4 separate regions of the Homo sapiens genome follow, and regions 2, 3 and 4 are each linked to region 1. A link is a contact called in ENCODE Hi-C data. All regions are on one chromosome and are shown on one strand. The core of a region is the stretch at or near the end of the contact, and the rest is flanking DNA. Distances in the headings are between cores, read along the strand shown.

The links. Hi-C counts contacts between places; a loop is a spot of excess contacts on that map. Pooled maps may share reads with other maps.
Region 2: a map of ascending aorta shows a loop between it and region 1 (4-fold over the local background). The contact joins the promoter of RND3 here to the promoter of EPC2 in region 1. A Hi-C loop is called at or near these places in 1 of 168 maps with a recorded cell type or tissue (ascending aorta) and 9 of 50 pooled maps.
Region 3: a pooled map shows a loop between it and region 1 (13-fold over the local background). The contact joins the enhancer-like site here to the promoter of EPC2 in region 1. A Hi-C loop is called at or near these places in 11 of 50 pooled maps.
Region 4: a map with no recorded cell type shows a loop between it and region 1 (5-fold over the local background). The contact joins the enhancer-like site here to the promoter of EPC2 in region 1. A Hi-C loop is called at or near these places in 3 of 37 single-sample maps with no recorded cell type and 7 of 50 pooled maps.

The regions. Positions count from the first base shown.
Region 1 is chr2:148,643,400-148,646,247 of GRCh38, reverse strand. It overlaps EPC2 (enhancer of polycomb 2), which reads right to left and starts at 1,497. Exons shown (of 14, transcript NM_015630.4): 1 at 1,078-1,497. The coding sequence starts at 1,230. RefSeq lists enhancers at 174-323, 920-1,424 and silencers at 414-503, 1,264-1,843.
Region 2 is chr2:150,486,221-150,489,068 of GRCh38, reverse strand. It overlaps RND3 (Rho family GTPase 3), which reads left to right and starts at 1,402. Exons shown (of 6, transcript NM_005168.5): 1 at 1,402-1,520; 2 at 1,614-1,801; 3 at 2,288-2,375. The coding sequence starts at 1,652.
Region 3 is chr2:147,296,497-147,299,344 of GRCh38, reverse strand. No RefSeq gene overlaps it. Among named protein-coding and RNA genes, the nearest start is that of LINC01911, 460 kb to the right of the region's middle. RefSeq lists an enhancer at 1,562-1,671. Within about 2 kb of position 1,389, at least 2 of the 41 ENCODE cell types and tissues checked have a DNase peak (open chromatin) inside an H3K27ac peak, as active enhancers do.
Region 4 is chr2:147,635,262-147,638,109 of GRCh38, reverse strand. No RefSeq gene overlaps it. Among named protein-coding and RNA genes, the nearest start is that of ACVR2A, 210 kb to the left of the region's middle. RefSeq lists an enhancer at 2,126-2,335. Within about 2 kb of position 1,394, at least 4 of the 41 ENCODE cell types and tissues checked have a DNase peak (open chromatin) inside an H3K27ac peak, as active enhancers do.

The sequences.
Region 1 (2,848 bases), core at 248-2,747:
AACCAATCACTGAAACCTCGAGCTTCCTTTTGACAGTCACTGAAGCAAGAGAACCAATCCACACACACCCGAGGTTGACAATAAGGCGGGACTGTAGGTTCATTGAAGAAATTCTTGAGGGTGCAGTTACTATGAACTTCGCACGCAAGTAACACCACTCGAGTCATAAACACTCTCTGTCAAGCCAGATGAAATCCAACCGTCTGCAAAATTTAACCCATCGGAGGAAAAGCAGCAATTTTCCCAAAAGGTGCTGTATTATCAAAATTACAACTGCCAATTTAGATGCACTAGGTCCTCAACTTCTAAGGACCACCTCGCAATGACAATTCTCGAGGACAACGCAACGCCGGCGGCTCGCTTCCGGGCATCCCCGGCTCCTCTCTAACGTTGCGCACGGAGCACGGCCGTCCAGGCGGAGCAGGCAGAGCCCGTCCGCCCCGCGCCCGGCTCGGGTCGGCAGAACTGGCCGGCGGGCGGCCCTCGGACGCTACGACCCGCTCGGTAGTCGTGGCCCCCGCCCTCCCCCGCCGCAGTGCTGCACCGCCTCATCCCGCTGCACCTTCGCGGGCGGGGGAGCCAGGATGATTACATTGCTGGGAGGAAGATGTTTGTTTTGAAAGCACCCTTCCACAGTCATTTCAAAGAGAACTCAATACAAAGCCAAAGTTAAAAGTGGAAAAAATAATAATCTTGCCTAGCCAAATAATACCACGCCATTAATTAGCCCCGCGCCTGAGAGAGGGAGGTGGAAAGGTAAACAGAGACCGTACGCCAAGAGCGGCCAGCGCATCCCCTGCGCCATTCCCGGCCGCCGCTTACGGCAAGGCCCCCTTACGGCAGCGTAAGCAGCGCTGCGAGCTAATCACAACACTGGGACGCAACAACATGGCGGCCGCGGGCGGGCGCTACGCCGGCCGAGAGGGTTTACGCTACTCCGCCGGCGTAGAGTCCCGTGCGTTAGAGCGGCAGCGGCGCCCTCCAGCGAGCGTAAAGCGCTCTGTGAATGGCGAGGCCCGACTGACAAAGGGGAGGGGGGAGGAGGGAAGGGGGGGTAATAAACACTCGAGTCCCTACCGATTCCTCCTCCTTCTCCATCCCGGTGGGCATCTGGGGCACGGCCCGGTTGATGGAGACGCAGTCGTTGAGATCAGGCATGTCCTTGCCGCGGTAGATAGGCAGCGGCTTGGCGGCGTCCAGCGCCCGCGCTCGGAAGGAGAGTTTACTCATTGTCTCCCCGCCTTACAGGAACAGCCCGGGCGGCGGCGGCGGGGCGGGCGGGGAGGGGGGGAGGACTCCCGCCGCCTCCTCCACCTCCTTCCTCAGTGCAGCGCGGCCGGCCCGCTCCTCCTCCTCCTCACTGCCCCCGGCCACAGCATGGGCGCCCACCCCGCCCGAAAACAGCCCCCCGCGCCCGCGGCCGCCTCCACACACTAGATCCGCCGCTCGCCCGCCCGATCCGCTCCCTGCGCCATGGCCAACATGGCGGACATTACCACAGCGGCGGCGAGCGATCCCGGCAGCCCGCGCGAGAGCGCGCCCCCGTCGCGGGAACGCGCCTCGCCCTCTCCCTCCCTCCCTCCTTCCTCTCCCTTCCCCTCCCTCGCCTGCCCACCCACTCTCTCCGCGGCGCTGCCGGCCCGCGGGAGCGTGCTCGGTCTCGGTCCGCTCCGGGGAGAGGGGGCGGGGGCGGCGCCCCTCCGCTCGCTGGCCGGTGCTTTCGCTGTGTGGCAGGTGCCAGGTGCGCAAGTTCGCCCGCGCCCGGGAGCGTGCGCCTCTCCCGCCGCCGCCCGGTCACCCCTCTCGCTGGGTGTCCCGGAGGAAGGCGCCGGGCAAAGACGGCTGCGCCGAGCAGCGCGTGTGTGCAGAAGTCCGGGAGCGGGAAGGGAAAATGTCGACCCGGACCCCACCAGCCATCACCCAAGCCTGTACTTGGACAGCGCTATCCCCAAGGCGCCCTGTGCGCAAGCTAATTCGCATCCTCCGAGGCGCACATCCCCGAGAGGTGCAAGAGGTCTCTCCCATCAGTCCCATCAGTCCGTTCGGAGGACTGGACCGCGCTGCTGGTGCCAGCCCTCTTCTACGCCCTCCCCTCCGTACCTGTCCGAAAGAGCTCTCCAAGGTGCAGCAGCGCGTTCATCCTCGCTTTGCAGTGAGGGTTCATGGTTTGAGGCTGCCAGATGCAACAAGTGAACTTAGGTTCCCTGTCACCCAAACTTCGGTACAGCTGTTTAGTGGATGGTAGGTATTTTTCTGAGTTCAAAAATAGTAGCTTTCCTAAAAGTTCAGCTTCTAAAAATTTAGCCAAGGCAGCACACATTTGCGAAGTAGCAGATGTGTGTCAAATGTGGGGTGCTGTGGAAGACTCGAAGAAATCTGAGAAAAGGTTCCTGCCTCAGAGAGCTTTCACCTTAATGGGATGCCAGGATGGCTGGAAAGATGAGTAACAGAGACGTAAATAGTTGAAGAAAATGACAGCTGGAAAGATAAGTGACAACCGAAAAAAAAGTGTAAATATTTTAAGAAAACAATACAAGAGATGACACAGGCAGTAAGTAGCACATGATTAATTACCAAACGAGATCTAGGCAATAATTGTGAGAGTTCAGAGAAAGGAAAGGAGGCATGACTGCAGCCTAAACTGGTTAGAGAAAGTTCTCAAGAGGAGGGAAAATCAAGGTGACTCAAATAAGTACTAGCTATTGTTGACATCAACCTGGTTTAGCCAAGAGGCTCTTGGTTAGTCTTTAAGCATTACACATTTCTCACAAAACCGTACAAAGAGAGTTTTTAACACATTTTACCATTTTCTAATAATCGATCATACTCTAACTCAGAGAAAGTCAGA
Region 2 (2,848 bases), core at 153-2,652, 1.8 Mb before region 1:
AAAGGCTGCTCTAGGAACCCTAGCAGGGCCAGCAACCCGCTTCTCTGTGGGTCAACCCTCCCCTTGTGTAAACACAGACCCACCGATGGAGTCTGAGTCAATGATCTTTGAGGGGGCTCCAATTTTCTCAGCCCCAAATAGGACATCATTCCTGGATCCCCTAGGCTTCAGGGGCCCTACCAGTCCACTACTTACATCAGTGCTTTTGACAACTCTTCATTGTGCCTTTTCACTTCCCATGTTAAACTTTCTGATTTGTTTGTTTTCACCTTATCTTCTCATTTACAAGCCTAGGAGTCTCCACAGGGGACCATATAAGCTGGTTTTGGCCAGTGTGCTACTACATTGTAACAATTGAAACCTCCTGAGCATTTAGGGTGCAGGAGCTGAAGATGAGAAAAAGAAAGACTTCTCATAGAAAAAGAACAAATGTGCGGGCTATTCTGGTCCTTTCTAAGATTTTTGCTTGCGGGGAAGAGTTGGAGGGCTAGGGAGATGGATGTGGAGGAGGACAGAAGAGAGGGTGGAGGGTTGTATCTGCATTTTTCAGCTAAAGATGTTTGTGCCTTCTGAGTCCAGTCTAGGGTGCTTTGATTCCGGGAAGATGGAGGCTATAGATAAAGAATTAATAGTATCAAAATCTGCCCCCCCACCAGTCCCCTCACTGCAAATGTGGGGAGGTGCAACTAAGCTGACAAGTGTTTGGGTCCCTAGCGCAGTAGGGTTGAGTTTCCAATGGCCTTTGTCACTCAGTCATGGGCATCTTCCACTTCTCTTTCTTCTCCCCTCCCACCTCCTGTACCCACCCCTCGAAACCTTTCTGCCTCCACTTGTACGACTGAAACTGACAGGTTTCAGAAGCCAGTCTACTACCGTGACCCAGGCAAGCCTGTTCTTGCATCTGGAATAAAGAGGCTGATCTATTGGTCCATGGCCTATGTACCTGATACAAACCATTAAAAAAAAAAATAGAACCACTCAACTATTCTCCACCCAAGATTTGCTTCCTATGTTTTATCACTGTCCTTTAACTTGGGTGGGAAATGTTTTTGTTTTCATAAATGCTCATGAGGCTTCTACAGATAAGCCCCTATTAAACTATATTTAAAGGGATTGTAGTTCAAATCAGTATGCACAGATACCAGTTTCCCACCTTGCCCTGTGGACTTGTCAGCAAAGCATCTTTGGGATCTTCATGTTGTCTAAGAGCCTTGGTCTAAAATAGATCCCGAATGGGCACCCTAGAGGGCGCACTGCTTACATTTTCGGCATGCAACGCCAACAGCGCTCGCTCCCAGGCTCCATAAAAGGGGAGGAGGCAGATCAGTTTCCTCCTCTCATTGAGAAAGAAGAGGATTGGAAGGCCGGGCGTATAAAGCCGCGCAGAGAGCGTGAAACAAAGCAGTCGGCTCGGAATTGGACTTGGGAGGCGCGGTGAGGAGTCAGGCTTAAAACTTGTTGGAGGGGAGTAACCAGCCTGCTCCTCTCGCTCTCCTCCTCGTCTGCGCCGCGTTTCAGAGGTTGCCCATCAGCCTTGTGATTTATTTTTATATCTGCTTTTTATAAAGAGAGAAATATATATATATATATATATTTTTTTTTTTCTTCTTAAGAGAAAATTCCTGTTCCAAGAGAAAATAAGGCAACATCAATGAAGGAGAGAAGAGCCAGCCAGAAATTATCCAGCAAATCTATCATGGATCCTAATCAGAACGTGAAATGCAAGATAGTTGTGGTGGGAGACAGTCAGTGTGGAAAAACTGCGCTGCTCCATGTCTTCGCCAAGGACTGCTTCCCCGAGGTGAGTGTGGCCGGCCGCGGCTTCCACGAGGGGGTCGGCCAGTGGGATCCCAGTCCCGAGGTGGGCCTCCCCGCTTTCATCCGTTTTCCCTTAAAAAAAAAAAAAAAGAAAAAAAAAAGTCTTTCTCGGTCCTTACTACTTTCCCCTGATTAGACTGCGGGGAAAGGGAAAGTGCGCTGGAAGCTTTTAGGGTTGGGACGCGCCTGCACATGGGCTGGTTAGCTCCTGAAACTTGTTCGTTCCTGTGTGCATAACCTGGGGTTGGGAGATTCGGGTCAGCAGATCTGTGAGAGCCGGGTGGGGTGAGTGGGGAGTAGGACAGGGGTTTCGGAAAGGGTCCATGTGCTTAGTGTGTGGTCTGATGTGTGAAGGTTTTCTTTCTTAACTGGGGAGCGGGGAGGGGAAGGGTGTTCAATGGGTGTCGTGCGTTTAAACGTAACCTCTTTGCCCTCTTTCCTTCCTCTTTTGCCCATTTTGTCTATCCAGAATTACGTTCCTACAGTGTTTGAGAATTACACGGCCAGTTTTGAAATCGACACACAAAGAATAGAGTTGAGCCTGTGGGACACTTCGGGTAAGAGTGGGAGGACCGCGTGGCGCTTGGGGCGGGTTTCCAGTCGCTGGGGGATGCGCGGCGGGTCTCGGGAAACCGCGCGCTACAAGCCGTCTGCGCCCCTCCCAAGGGATTCCCACGGTCCCTGTTGGGCGAAAATTGTATCCCTTCTGGGTGGGGGCGGCAGACGACAGCGTGGACGAGGAGATAGCAGTGGGGAGAGGAGAGCGCTGTGTGCCCGCAGGGTGACCCCGCGGTTGGAGCCACTAGTGGCCAGGCGCAGTCCGCCCGCGGAGTCGTGGTCAAGTCGCCTTGGGTCGGCCGAGGTGGCCCGATACTGTGGGGTGTTGCATGGGCGCTGCGTGCGCCTCGGCGGAACCACCCGGCTCAAGGCGGGCGCCCCTCCTAGATCTAACCTGCTGGTTGGCGGGGAGGCGGGGAGCGCCGCGGGGGTGATGGGAGGCGGGAGAAAATCCCAGAGGCGACGCGGTTAC
Region 3 (2,848 bases), core at 140-2,639, 1.3 Mb after region 1:
TTTGGTCTCTCAAACCTCTGCCAGTTCTTCCAATCATGAGCCAAGAAGTAAACTTAGCAAAATATATTCTTCCATCATCACTGCCTCTCAACTGCCTGAAAGGGTCAAAAGTGATATGACAACAATGTGCTTTTGAACCTGCAAAGTTCTTTAAATAAAAGGCAAAATCCTAATATAATCCTACAGCATTGACATAGGAGAAAATTACTATAATTATGCAAATTAAAATAAGTCAACAAGTTTCAGAACACAATGCACGATAAGTAATGTTTTTAAAAATAACAGTAACTGAGCCTGGTCATTTGCACTTAATAATAGGCTCAGGAGGGAGCCTAGTGTCTGAGAAGAAACAGCCGTGGTAATAGATATATTGTGGTTTTGATAGGTTCTCTCCTGTAGTTTTATTTCTGTATTTGCTTTAGATTATAGAAAGCTCCCAGAGTGCCCTGCTATTGAAATTCCCATCATTCCCAGGGCTTTAATTAAGTCATTGGATTTGACAGAACTTGAATTGAGGAGGCCTACCACTATGTCAGTTTATGCCAGGGTGATATTATCAGGGCCCTGGCAACTATGTGCTCAGGCTTTAACTTACGTATGGAGCTGTCTCGCTGTGAAACATAAGGCACACATGCCTCCATGTGATTTTAAAAGGCATTGAATATGGTCTACTATGGCAGTAAGGTCTTCAAAAAATCCAGAAGACAGGATGATACAAAGTGGATATTTTGGCATCATGGAGCAATGAGCTTTGAAATCAGAAGCACCCAGCCTTAAATCTCATACCTACCATTCATTAGTGGGGTCATCTCAGGAAGTGATCCAAATTTTCAGAGCCATGAATTTCTGTTTTGAAAAATGAGAATAATCCCAGCTATCATGGGAGTAATGTGAAAGTTAAATGTTAAAAGGTCAATAAGCCCTGAGCCTAGCAGGTATGTGGTAGGAGTTTAATAAATATTATTTCCTTTTTATTCACCTAATTTGAAATTAATCATTGCTTGTAGGAGTAGTCTTCCATTTCTTTCCACCTGTGAATCTTTGAGATATAGGTGTTATTTCTTGGTTTTAGAACAAATTTGGCCCTGAGAGCCCAAGGTCAAGGTTGGCTAGGGTTGTAACCATTTTCATTTAATTTTAGAAACAAATAAAATGCCATTTGCAGCATGTTGGCATTGTGGCTTCCCTCTCATGGCTCCATCCATCCCACATATACCTCGCTGAATAACAGGTGTCAGTGTTTTACCCCAGCAAAGCTGGAAGCAGCTGTAGCAACGTGCTAGTAGAATGGCAAATGTTGATCATGTATAGTGATTTGCGGTTTTTCTCTTTCTTTATGAAGCCTCTTGATGCAAACCAGCACCCATTTCCAGAGAAACAGGAAACACACCCATTTCACAATGAGTAATAGAACTTACTTTAGTCCAAACCAAATCTAAGACTAAAGTTTGGGTATACAGAAAGTGTTTGATTTAGCACATGTTGTTCACAGCACAAGCACTTTAAGATCAAAAGTTTCATTTCTTTCATATGTGTTACTTTTTTCTATGCAAGCACAAGACTTTTCCATGTGTTTCATTATTGTTCGGGGAAAAAAAATTAACATGCTGGATCAATGGAAACATTTGTCTACTAATAAGAAAATTAGAAAAGGAGTGAATAGGTCAGGCCTAGTTGGGCTATACACCCTCTACAAAGCCAGCAGACAAAGTTGCTCCCTTTCAGCCCCTAAGAAGAGTATCCAACCTTGTTGAACATTAAGCTTCTTCCTAGTATTTATTCATCTGGATAGAGGTACAATATCCTGACAGGTTAGAGCCAGTCCTGGCCAAAATTGGGATATAGAAAAGCTTGATCCTCTCAGGGTACTTTTCTCACATTGTGGCTTTCCTTTCTTTTTCCTGGCTACCCGGTCATGGAATTCTCTCCTTAGCAGGACCTGGACTCCTATTTTTCCTCTATCTTCCTCCTCTTATAAAAGTCTGATATCCGTCGTCATCAATGTTAATGACTGCCAAACTTCTTCTAGAGATATTTATATATGAACAGAGATAATTCTTTGAACATATTTCCTAAAGTTGGATCTTAAGTAACAAATATATGTGAATAAAATGTTTTTGGGCAGAGACCCACCCTTTCTCCATTATTCAAATTATATCACATGAAATAATAAGATGCCACAGAAAAATGGGGACAGGAGCTAGTTCTTTTATGAACTTGCACTTAAATTGCGTCATGTTAAACTATGATGTATGTTCAGTTAAAAGATCATTAAAGTAGATCCTAAAGTGCATGATGTATTAGCTTATGGTAGAACAACACTCCCACTGAGAACAATAGAAAAATGGGACAAAATATAAAAAGGATGTATTTGAAGAATTTGGTGAACAGTTGAGGTAACTTAGGGGCCAAGTTACTAGAAAAGAAGGTAATTATTGAGAGATGAGTTGATATTTTGTGAGCTGCTTTCCTTCCAGAGATATTTATCATTCTTGGCCAGTGGAGAGAGTCTAAAAATCCTAGAGGGGTTTGCAGCTAAGAGGCAGAGAAGCCAGCAGAACTTCTGATAAATCCACAATGCAAAGAAAACAATTAAAGCTCAGGGTTATGAAGGCTCCTAGGACTTGAGAGACCAAGATGCTGGAGAGAGGGGAGATGCTCGAGGGGCCAAGATGCTAGAGATACCCAACCTTTACAGATCTTCCCTTGAGTTTTTGTGGAATTCTTAAGTTGGGCAGAGGAGGAAGTTAAGAAGCAAACCAGAAAGTCACACTCTGACAAGCGAGTGGGGCATCTTTGGGCACTCTCATGGAGATAAAGAGACAAATAATTGGAGTCATGACCTATT
Region 4 (2,848 bases), core at 145-2,644, 1.0 Mb after region 1:
TTTCTCCATCCCAGACACAACCAACATTATCAGTCTCCTCTGTGTCCTTCTAGGGATGTTGTATGTTTACACCATATATGTGCACATCATTTTTTACTTCAAATGACAGCATATCATAGACTTTGCTCTGCATCTTGTTCTTTTTGCTGAATGACACCTTGGAGACTGTTTTCTGGCAGTATTTATAGTTGCTTCATTCACAGTATTCCTCTATATGTGCATACCATCATTTGTTTGACTACTCCTCTATTAATGGGCATTAATTAGATTGTTCTCCATCTTTTGCTATTTATGAACAATAATAGAATGTGTGTTTTCCTACATATTTCATATTGTGTATGTGGTAGCATATCTATAGACTAAATTCCTAGAAGTAGAATTGCTGGTTCAAAGAATTGTGCATTAAATATTTTGATAGATATTGCTAAATTGTTCTTTATAGAAACAAGTTATACCTATATACACTCCCAATCACAATGTAAAACCATGATACATTTTAGAAAAGCTATATATCTGAGATGAAAACATGGGGAAGTTGAAAAAATCAGAGTATAGCACAGTTGCACGTCCCAGCATAGATGCTGTTGGCCAACATTCATGCACAGAATGAATGTTGCCCATCCCTGCTGTGGGAGCTTGTGTTCATTAGCTCAAACAACTCTGTGATTGTGAGGTGATTTTATTTGAAGGGACTTTAAATTGGTACCTTGTTTAACAGTTAAAGCAGCTGTTAGAAAACAACAAACATTTATTGAATATCCCTTGTGTGCCAGGAACACAGATGAACACTTCCTATGCTGTGAGGCAGGTATTATTATCCTCATTTTTTTGACGAGGAAGCTGAAATTCAGGTTAAGTAACTTGCCCATAATAGGCTGTGGAATTCAAGAAGGCCTCTCTCTTTCTAGTATGCCACACTGATTTCTTATATTACTTGTGTGATTTGGAAGATTAAGGAAGTACTCAGTCAACTGAAACTGCATTTTGTCTAAAGTGAGCTCGACAGCATTGCAGCAGGGAAGATGTCCGAATATCTGTACTTTGAACTTGTCAGTAGAAAAAGAAACCACCTGGTAGCCAAAGGATATTTCCTGAATGTAAAAATCTCAATGACATTGTAGTATTCTCTCATGCAGTAAAGGTCTTAGAGAAAGATCTGTCATCACACAGGATGACTCTGCTCAAGAAGGAACCAATTTTAATCTTAACATCATTTTAGGATTTGGCGCTATAAGAAAAGGGAGCATAAGGGAGTGGAACACAGGTTTGTTTTTTTTTTTTTTTTCCACATTAGGATACACAGCTGAGCTGCAGCACTGTCAATGACCAAAATTCGAGCCTTGTGGTTACTGCTATGATGAAATCCTGTGGAAAGGGGAGTTTCACTTCCAGACACAGACTGACCAGCAAAAGAACCAAGAAAATCCACACAATCATCTGTTGGTTTTTCCCTACTAAAGAAAACTGACAGTGATCTATTGCAGGAGGCCAGGGACGGCAATGTGCGTCTTCTGTTTGTGTTCATAAGATGTTGGTGCTGGGGGCTTTGAGAGCACCTTTTTAATAGGGGTGTTTTGCATTTCACACCTAGACGAGTAGCCCCAATACAACTAATCGGTTTAGTTCAACAATTCCTTCCCATATTCCTGCCAATATGTGAATATCTCCCGGATGAGTCAGCTGGAAGATATGTGGAATATAAATTCTTGTCTTTATGTACTGTGTTAGAGGAATATCCAGTCTAATTGTGCAGATAAACACACACACACACACACACGAAAAGCTACAAGACATTCCTACCACAAATGTTTGTTCAGAATCTGCTATGTGAAAGGTACTGAGGCTGGGTGCGGTGGCTCACACCTATAATCCCAGCACTTTGGGAGTCAGAGGCAGGTGGATCACCTGAGGTCAGGAGTTGAAGATCAGCCTGGTCAAAATTATGAAACCCCATCTCTACTAAAAACACACACAAAAAAATTAGCTGGGTGTGGTGGCACATGCCTGTAGTCCCAGCTACTCAGGAGGCTGAGGCAAAAGAATAGCTGAGCCTGGGAGGTGAGGTTGCAGTGAGCCGAGATTGTACCACTGCACTCCAGCCTGGGCAACAGAGCGAGACTCTGTCTCAAAATAAAAATAAAACTGAAAGGTACTGTGCTAGGTTTTCAGAATACAATGGAAAAAATAGATCTGGTCTCTGCCTTCCTTATTTGAATGTAGACAGGGAGACAGATGACTGAACAATTACATGAAGTGAGGATTATAGAAACAAGTGCTAGAGGTATTCAGAGAGGTTACATTAGACTGACTCAGTAGAAGAAAATGTGAAGTACAAGGTGAATGTGTCAGGCTGAATCCCTATTTACTTCAATAGGGATGGCACCATGTTCAAGAGGCTGAAGAAGAAACCTGGAGTCAGCGAACAAGACATGGGGTTAATTGAGGGAATTTACATACAGGGCGGTGTAGTGGCAGCAGGCTGGAGAGAAGAACTGCAATCACTTGTAAAAAGCATGCAATTTATATAGAATATTTACTTAGCACCCTCCCCCTAGCAACCTCCACCTGGCAACCTTCATTTAACCAAAAACAAAGGGCCTTCATCCCCTGTATGGCCTGCATTCCATGGGATGGCCTGGGAGTTCTGATGTTCCTCATGGATAAGAAGCGAGTCTCTGGGTTGGCCACTCTCAGATTCCTTAGCTTGGAACTCCAAACACATGTTCTTCTTAGACCATAGGGTCATTCTCAGGGTATGCTTAAGTTATAGCTGTCAGGTGTTTCTGCCATACAGGGTCATTCTCAGGGTGTGCTTAAGTTAAGTTATTGCTGTCAGGTGCATCTACTA